Linked DNA regions of Homo sapiens: region 2 is linked to region 1. A link is a contact called in ENCODE Hi-C or POLR2A ChIA-PET data. All regions are on one chromosome and are shown on one strand. Each heading gives the region's core, a stretch centred on a gene start or an enhancer-like site at or near the end of the contact. The rest is flanking DNA. Distances are from core to core; before and after follow the strand shown. Region 1 holds the start of YWHAH (tyrosine 3-monooxygenase/tryptophan 5-monooxygenase activation protein eta). Region 2 has its middle 21 kb from the start of C22orf42.

The links. Hi-C counts contacts between places; a loop is a spot of excess contacts on that map. ChIA-PET counts read pairs that join two places held with the same protein, here RNA polymerase II (POLR2A). Pooled maps may share reads with other maps.
Region 2: a map with no recorded cell type shows a loop between it and region 1 (13-fold over the local background). The contact joins the enhancer-like site here to the promoter of YWHAH in region 1. A Hi-C loop is called at or near these places in 1 of 37 single-sample maps with no recorded cell type and 6 of 50 pooled maps. POLR2A ChIA-PET finds 5 or more read pairs at or near these places in 1 of 52 experiments (common myeloid progenitor, CD34-positive).

Annotation. Positions count from the first base shown.
Region 1 is chr22:31,942,758-31,946,440 of GRCh38, forward strand. It overlaps YWHAH (tyrosine 3-monooxygenase/tryptophan 5-monooxygenase activation protein eta), which reads left to right and starts at 1,778. Exons shown (of 2, transcript NM_003405.4): 1 at 1,778-2,063. The coding sequence starts at 1,977. YWHAH-AS1 (YWHAH antisense RNA 1) reads right to left here and starts at 2,609. Exons shown (of 3, transcript NR_171018.1): 1 at 2,476-2,609. LOC124900477 (a long non-coding RNA gene) reads left to right here and starts at 2,077. Exons shown (of 3, transcript XR_007068065.1): 1 at 2,077-2,478; 2 at 2,743-2,921. RefSeq lists enhancers at 240-1,097, 1,098-1,955, 2,699-2,748 and silencers at 1,219-1,368, 1,649-1,738, 1,749-1,968, 2,039-2,378.
Region 2 is chr22:32,136,195-32,139,877 of GRCh38, forward strand. No RefSeq gene overlaps it. Among named protein-coding and RNA genes, the nearest start is that of C22orf42, 21 kb to the right of the region's middle. Within about 2 kb of position 1,862, at least 9 of the 41 ENCODE cell types and tissues checked have a DNase peak (open chromatin) inside an H3K27ac peak, as active enhancers do.

The DNA of each region.
Region 1 (3,683 bases), core at 528-3,027:
GTGACTCTTCAAAGCATGGTGAAGCCTGGGGTAGTGGCCTCCTCCTAGACCCACATTCAAATCCTGTTTCATGGGCCCCCAGAAGTGTGATCGTTTCAGCATCATAGCAGGAAGAGGAAGGCCTGGGAGGCAGGAAACCTGGTATGGAGACCCCAGCTCTGCTCACTCGCTGTGCAAACTAGGGCCAGCCCCTCCTTTCCCTCAGACCTCAGTTTCCCGTTATTCAGGATAAGGGGTTAGACAGGGGTGATTCTAAGGGTCCTGCCAGCTCTGACATTTCAGCATGTGGATATCTATTCTAAAGTCCTTGAAACAGTTAAGTCCAATTCTCCAGATGGAAAACAGGTCCAGAAAAGGCCTGGTCTCCAGTTCCCTCCCTTCTCCCTTCGAACATGTCTTACTCTCTAGAGCAAGATTCCAGGCCTGAAATATGGCTTCCCAATTACCTAAGGATGAAGCCTCAAATCTTTGGCCTGGCATTTAAAAGACTCCGTAATCTTGTTTTACCCAACCTCACTTCCCATTCTTAGGCCTCTCTTCTCACCATCTCCCAGGTCACTGCCAAGCCTTTGCCAATGCTGTACCCCAGGCCTTAATCTTTTTCCTGACTCTCCTTCAAGATCCAGCTTATCCCTGTGGGCTGAGCATGCAGTAGATGCTCAATAAAATTCTCAGCGAGCCCAAGGCCCCCTCTCCTGCACTGCCCTTGGCGTGTTGAAATCAAGTGGGGGCCTTGTTTTAATCATCATTTTCCTAGCTTGTCGGGCAGCCCAGTCCAGGGCCTGGCACAAGGGACCCTCAGCATCCAATACCAGCCAGGATTGGGAGGGGCTCAGTGACCAGCCAGTTGGGCCACCCCAGCTCTTTGCCACAAGAGAAAGTTCAGCCTGGGTTTGGACTCAGATCCTGGCCCCACCACTTACAGGCTGCGTAACCCTGAGCAAGTCACTAACCTCGCTTTTCCTCAGGTTCCACGTTTTAAATATGGGGAGACCAGCTGTGCCCACTGTGGGCTGGGTAGTGAGGATTAAAGAGGAGGATGCTTGTACGGGACTAGCACTGGGCTGGCTCCTAATGTGTCCTGAATATTACTTGTCCCGCCCTGGCCACCCAGTCCCCTCCTCTGGTGGAAGGCACAGCCTGCCCAAGGCTACGTCTCAGGTTGGGTTCGATTGTGTGTGTCTGTGTAGCGGGGCTGTCCCCGAGGGTCGGACTCGATCCTGCCCGGACCAGTACAAGGTGTGGCCCAGCAGAACGCATGGACAGGCAGGGCTCGGGGCGGGCGGGACGGCTGGGGCGGGGCTGGGCGGACCCGCCCCTCGGGGCACGCGGTCTCCCGGCTTCTCCGCCAGTATGTTTGCTTGCTTTTGGGGCCCTTCTCAAGCCAGATCTCTAACGTGGATGGAGTGGCGCGTTTCAGGGTGGGGCTATGACAATGCACTGCCTGTGCAGCCGCCATCACCGCGCCCCCTCCACCGGCTCCGCAGTCTCCTGCCCGGCTTTCCCTTCTCCACCTCCATCTCTGCGGCGGTAAAATGCAGCACTCGCAGAGCGCCTGCGCGGCTTTCAGGCCGGGCGGCGGCGGCGGCGGTGGCTATTTATAGTAGGTGACGTCACCTTGAAATAGACCGTTAGGGCCGGCCCGCCCTTCCCCCCTCCCACTCCCGCCGCTCCCCGCCGCCCGGCCTGGCCACTCTCACTGCGCAGGCGTCGTCCCGTCCTCCCATCCCCCAGCGCGGCCGCGTCTCCTCCCTCGGCGTTGTCCGCGGCGCGAGCCACAGCGCGCGGGGCGAGCCAGCGAGAGGGCGCGAGCGGCGGCGCTGCCTGCAGCCTGCAGCCTGCAGCCTCCGGCCGGCCGGCGAGCCAGTGCGCGTGCGCGGCGGCGGCCTCCGCAGCGACCGGGGAGCGGACTGACCGGCGGGAGGGCTAGCGAGCCAGCGGTGTGAGGCGCGAGGCGAGGCCGAGCCGCGAGCGACATGGGGGACCGGGAGCAGCTGCTGCAGCGGGCGCGGCTGGCCGAGCAGGCGGAGCGCTACGACGACATGGCCTCCGCTATGAAGGCGGTGAGCGCGCCGGGAGCCCGGGCGGCTGGCCGGGGGGGGCCTGGCGTTGGGGAGGGACGGGGATGGCCGCGGGCGCGTTCCCCTCCCGGCCATGGGCGACCCGGCGACCCGGCTGGGCGTGGCCGCCCGCCCGCCCTTAGCCCGCGCTTCCCGCTCCCGCTGGGCGCCCCGCCACTTCCTGAGGCTGGGCCCAGGGTGGGGGATCCGGGAGGGTGCAGTTCGGGATCGCGAAGGCAGCCCCGGAAGGGGGGCGGGCCGGTCGGGGTCGCCACATCTTAGTTCGGAACCCGGCCGGGGGCAGAGGGTGCCCTAGGGGACGCGAAGGAGCCGCATTTCTCCTAGAGCGTTTCACCGGACCCGGGGGCTCCCCCTCTCGTCTTCCTCCGTTCCCCAACTTGGAATAAAGAATCACCTAGTAAGTGGCGCCCTGTCTCAGCTGGTTTTCTCTGCCACGACCTGAAGTCTGCAATTCCGATCTGTTTTGCTCTGCTCGTTCGAATTGTTCTGGTTCCATCTTCCCACGCCTGGGGGTCTGGCTTTGTGTGCGAAGACCCCTTTCCTGCAGTCTAGGCGTGGACGGGGGCGGGAGAGTGGGCGGAGGGTGTGGGGCCCCACTCCACAGCCCCAGGTTTGCTGCTGCGCTGTCTGCTTGGAGATTAAAATGAAACGTGACTTCTAGGTGAGACGAATCTGTGTGTCTTTGCATTCCTGAGACCCTCATAAATCGATTCTGCAGCTTCTCCGGTGGATGAGTCGTGCCCAGCCACACCCTAGCAAAATACCGTGGGTCACACACCACCTGCATTTCTGAGTTCCGGTTACCATCTCACTCTCTCTCCACGTTATTTTACGTTTTCTGTAAATGAATATTTCCTCTCCCTGCGTCAAGGTCACACAGTGGTAGAACAACTGCGACCACCAACCTATGTTCAGTGTACAACCTCCTGAGACCTGGGAGGATCCCCTTGAACTCCGCCTTAGACCTATACATTCAGAAATTCGGGCGGTGAGACTCAGACATCTGCATTGTAACCAGCTCTCACAGGCGATTTTTAGCTGGCTTAAGTCTGAGAATTACTGCCCATGATTATAGTAAATGTATCCTTTGCTGGCCTTTTGGAGGGAGTTCCGAAAAAAAACTGCCAATACAAAGGCTCCCTAAAATCTTAAGTCATTTGGAAAGCTCATTTGAAGGCTTTTGATGTTAATATCAGATGAAATATGTAGTTGGGGCCAATATTTAGGATTGTTCAGGTAAGAAAGGTGCTTGAAGAGTTGCCTTTCCTCTGGTGTCCTTGTTACACACATAACTGGGTGTGTTTGGAAACCAGCAACACCGTTGCCCGTATGTTGATTTGTTGGTGATCTTGACTTGAGCACTATTAGCATGCTGTTGTGGTGAGGCAGGTTTTCTTCCAGACCGGGGGACGGTCTAGGTCTGGAGGCTGAACTTTATGTAATTCAGGGGGTCCTTTAAAAGAAAATCTAAAATATAGTTTTGCATATTTTACAAAAATGGGACTGACGAATGCATTTCCTTGGAAGGGACCCTGAACCTTAATTTTCTGTGGGATAAAGCTGCCTCTGTCCACAGCAGGTCACACTTAAGCCCCTCCTCCC
Region 2 (3,683 bases), core at 612-3,111, 190 kb after region 1:
CCTGTTGGGACTCAGGAAGTTCACTTTGTCCTCCTAAGTCTCTATGTTGACACGCCCTTGCCTGTAAACACAAGAATTGAGAGGGGATATGATGATTCCAGAGATAGGAAATTGATCTCTAACCAAATTTCACATCTTAAGAAGGCCTGTGACTCTGGGACCACGGGTACCATGTTGAGAAGGGTTCCACCCAGTGGTCATGAGCACAGACCTTGTTCTCAGACCTGATTCCTCCAGGCAGGTTATTTGACATTTATGAACCTCAGTGTTCTCTGAAATGGGGATCATCCCCTGACTTCTGAGGGCAGTTAAATGAGATCAAGCATGTAAAGCTCTTAGCACCAAGCCTAGTGTATGGTGTGTGCTCCATGCATGCTGTGCTGGTTCTTACCGGGTGCCAGAGCTTGTGGAGAAAGCAGCGTGAGCCATCCTGCTTCCCTGCGACTCTCCAGAACCAGCAGCCTAATGTAAGGGGCCGCGTTAAGTATCAGAGAGGGAGAAAGGATCATTTTCATTTACTCAGCATCTCTCAGATATCAAGGACCAGATACCTAAGTATGTTGTCTCATTCAGTTATAAAGGCCCCGTGAAGTGAGTTTCGGTTGCACCTTTCTTTAGGACGGTCAGCTGGGTCTCTCTGCTAAACATCAAGCGCTGTGACACAGGCTCATACAAAAACTACTCCCTAGGACCCCCTATGCCCCCCTCCCCAGCCCCCACCTGCAGCTGTGGTGCAGGAAAGCTGAACCCCTGACTCCGGTGGGCATTTGCTCAGCAGGGTGTCCACAACTCTGCCTGCGCTTCTGAAGCTGAGATGAGACAGTCAGCCCCATGCATACAATGACAGGATGTCTGGAAATGCAGAGGCCCAAGGAAATTCATGTCTGGATCAGGTTTTCCCTTTGATTGTGGCCCAGGAATGGGAATGAGCTCCTGGGAGGGCGTTTGCTTCCCTAAGGAGTGAAGTGGCATGGAAGGGGACAGGGATTCTCTACGTTATAGGGTTGTGGTAACCCTGATCTCTTGGTGACCACAAAGTAAGAGCAGGGAGGCATCCTCAGGTATCCCCAATGCCCCAGAGTCTCAGCAGCCACGGGAAGGTCCAATCTGACCACAACCACAACTCCAGGGGTCTCACTTCCATCCTCTCTGGTGTTGCTTTAGCCTGTAGGCTGAAGATTAACCCCCACCCTAATCGCTTGTGCTATCTATAGATCACAGACAATGGTGTGGAGAAATACTTGCCTTGCTTACCCCCACCTAGTCATGTACCCCATGCTTGCTCAGTCTATCACGACCCTGTCACGTGGACCCCTTAGAGTTGTAAGCCCTTAAAAGGGCCAGGAACTCTTTCTTTGGGGAGCTCGGTTCTGTTCTTATGACGCAAGTCTGCTGACCTCCCGGCCTAATAAAGCCTCTTCCTTCTTTAACCCGGTGTCTGAGGAGTTTTGTCTGTGGCTCATCCTGCTACATTTCTTGGTTCCCTGACCGGGAAGTGAAGCAGCCCCTTAGGTGGCTTAGGCTTGCCCTGTGGAGCATCCCTGCAGGGGACTCTGGCCAGCTTGAGCTACGTGGATCCTGAGCATGCTCCTGGGTAGGCATTTGCCCCGGTGGAATGCCTTGTCAGAGCAGTGCATGGCAGGCCCCAGCAGAGGATCAATGCAGTGGCTGAGCACCGGGAGGGAACTGGCGCTTGGAGTCCGTATATCTGGAACATGGTAGGACTGGTCTTGGGAACTTGCCCACTCCATTTGAGTGGAAGCATGGCCTGATCACCCACAGAGTGCCTTTATCGGCACTTTGGTTTTGGTTTTGATTTTGACTTGGTTTGAATTCCTTGGCAAACGGGCGTGCCTTTGTCGGCACTTTGGTTTTGGTTTTGATTTTGACTTGGTTTGAATTACTTGACAAATGGGCGTGCCTTTATCGGCACTTTGGTTTTGGTTTCGATTTTGACTTGAATTGCTTGACAGGACCTGTCTTGGGAACTTGTCCACTCCATTTGAGTGGAAGCATGGCCTGATCACCCACAGCGTGCCTTTATCAGCACTTTGGTTTTGGTTTTGGTTTTGGTTTTGACTTGGTTTAAATTGCTTGACGAACGGGCGTGTCCTTTATCTGCACTTTGGTTTTGGTTTTGATTCTGATTTGGTGTGAATTCCTTGAACCCATTAACCCACGGGTGGCCCGAATGCATTCAGTCTGTAGCGGCAACTGCTTTGCTGACAGAAGAAAGTAGAAAAATAACTTTTAGAGGAAACCTCATTGTGAGCACACCTCACCAGTTCAGAAGTATCCTAAGTTAAAAAAAAAAAAGCAAAAAGGTAGCTTAATAACTCAAAAATCTTAAAGTATGGGGCTACTCCGTTAGAAAAAGATGATTTAACATAAACCCCTGAAAATTCCCTTAACCCAGAAGATTTCCTAACAGGGAATTTAAATCTTAATTACCATACAAAGATCCGACCAGACCTAGGAGGAACTACCTTCAGGACAGGATGATAGATAGTTCCTCCCAGGTGATTAAGGAGAAAAACCACAATGGGTATTTTGTAATTGAGGAAAACTCTTGTAGAAGTAGAGTTAGGAAAATTGCCTAATAATTGGTCTGCTCAACTTTGCCACCCAGCCAAGCCTTGAAGTACTTACAGAACCAGGAAAAAAAAAAGCCATCTATACCAATTCTAAGTTAATCTGGACTAAACAAAGTCTTATTAATAGCAAAGGATAATTGAAATCCCACACTTACAAGGTTTTCAACAAAAGTAAAGTTGTTTTGCTAAAAGTTAACAGTGTAACGTGTATGATAGTAACTTCTAATCTGTGGCCTTAGACAGTCTAGTCCACAGACCTGAAGGAAGTTTGCTTTGGAAAAGAATGGTTATCATCTTCGAAAAAAAGAAAAAAGAAAAAAAGTGGGGGTGCAGAATTTATATAAAAAGGAATGTTATATGGAAAATTCTTGTCCTGAAATAAATTAACTAGTTGTTTAAGGAAAGGGATGTTTCCAATAAGTCAGAAAGTTGAGACATGTCGAAGAATTGTCTGTGAAAATCATGAAAAAAAGTGTTAGAAAAAGAAATTTATGCAAGAAATGTTGTATAATTTAAATTAATTATCCTCCTGAATGTAAAACTGTTGAAGAAACAGTTTATGTGCAAGGTATATAAGGAAAGTAAAATATGCCTTTGGTAAAAGGATTATAAGGAAGCATAAGAATGTGGATTTTTACCTACATTAAAAGGTTACAAAAATTGTTTTGAAGGTTTAAGCAAGTTTTGAAACATTAATTGTAAAGAAAATTCTGTGTGTAAACATATTGGCTAAAGTTAAAGGGGTATCATCCAGTTTTTCTGTGAACTGGACATTAAAATAAAAACACAACAGATTTTTCTTAAAGCGCTAACCTGCTCTTTGACAAAAATTATAAAAGGTTAAAAAAGTCTATAAAAGGTCAGACATTAAAAATTGAATAAATATGTCTACAAAGTTTTATTAAAACTGTTTAACATTAATAACACTAATATAAAGGTGAAATCTAGCTTATGTGGTATAAACATACAGGAAGCATTGTCAAATATAAAATGGTGTTTGGCTTTCTTCGGTCTAAATGTTGTGCCCGAGCCAGTTAGAAAAACGCCACACTTTGAGATGAACTAAGAGTCCTTTATTAGCCGGCAACC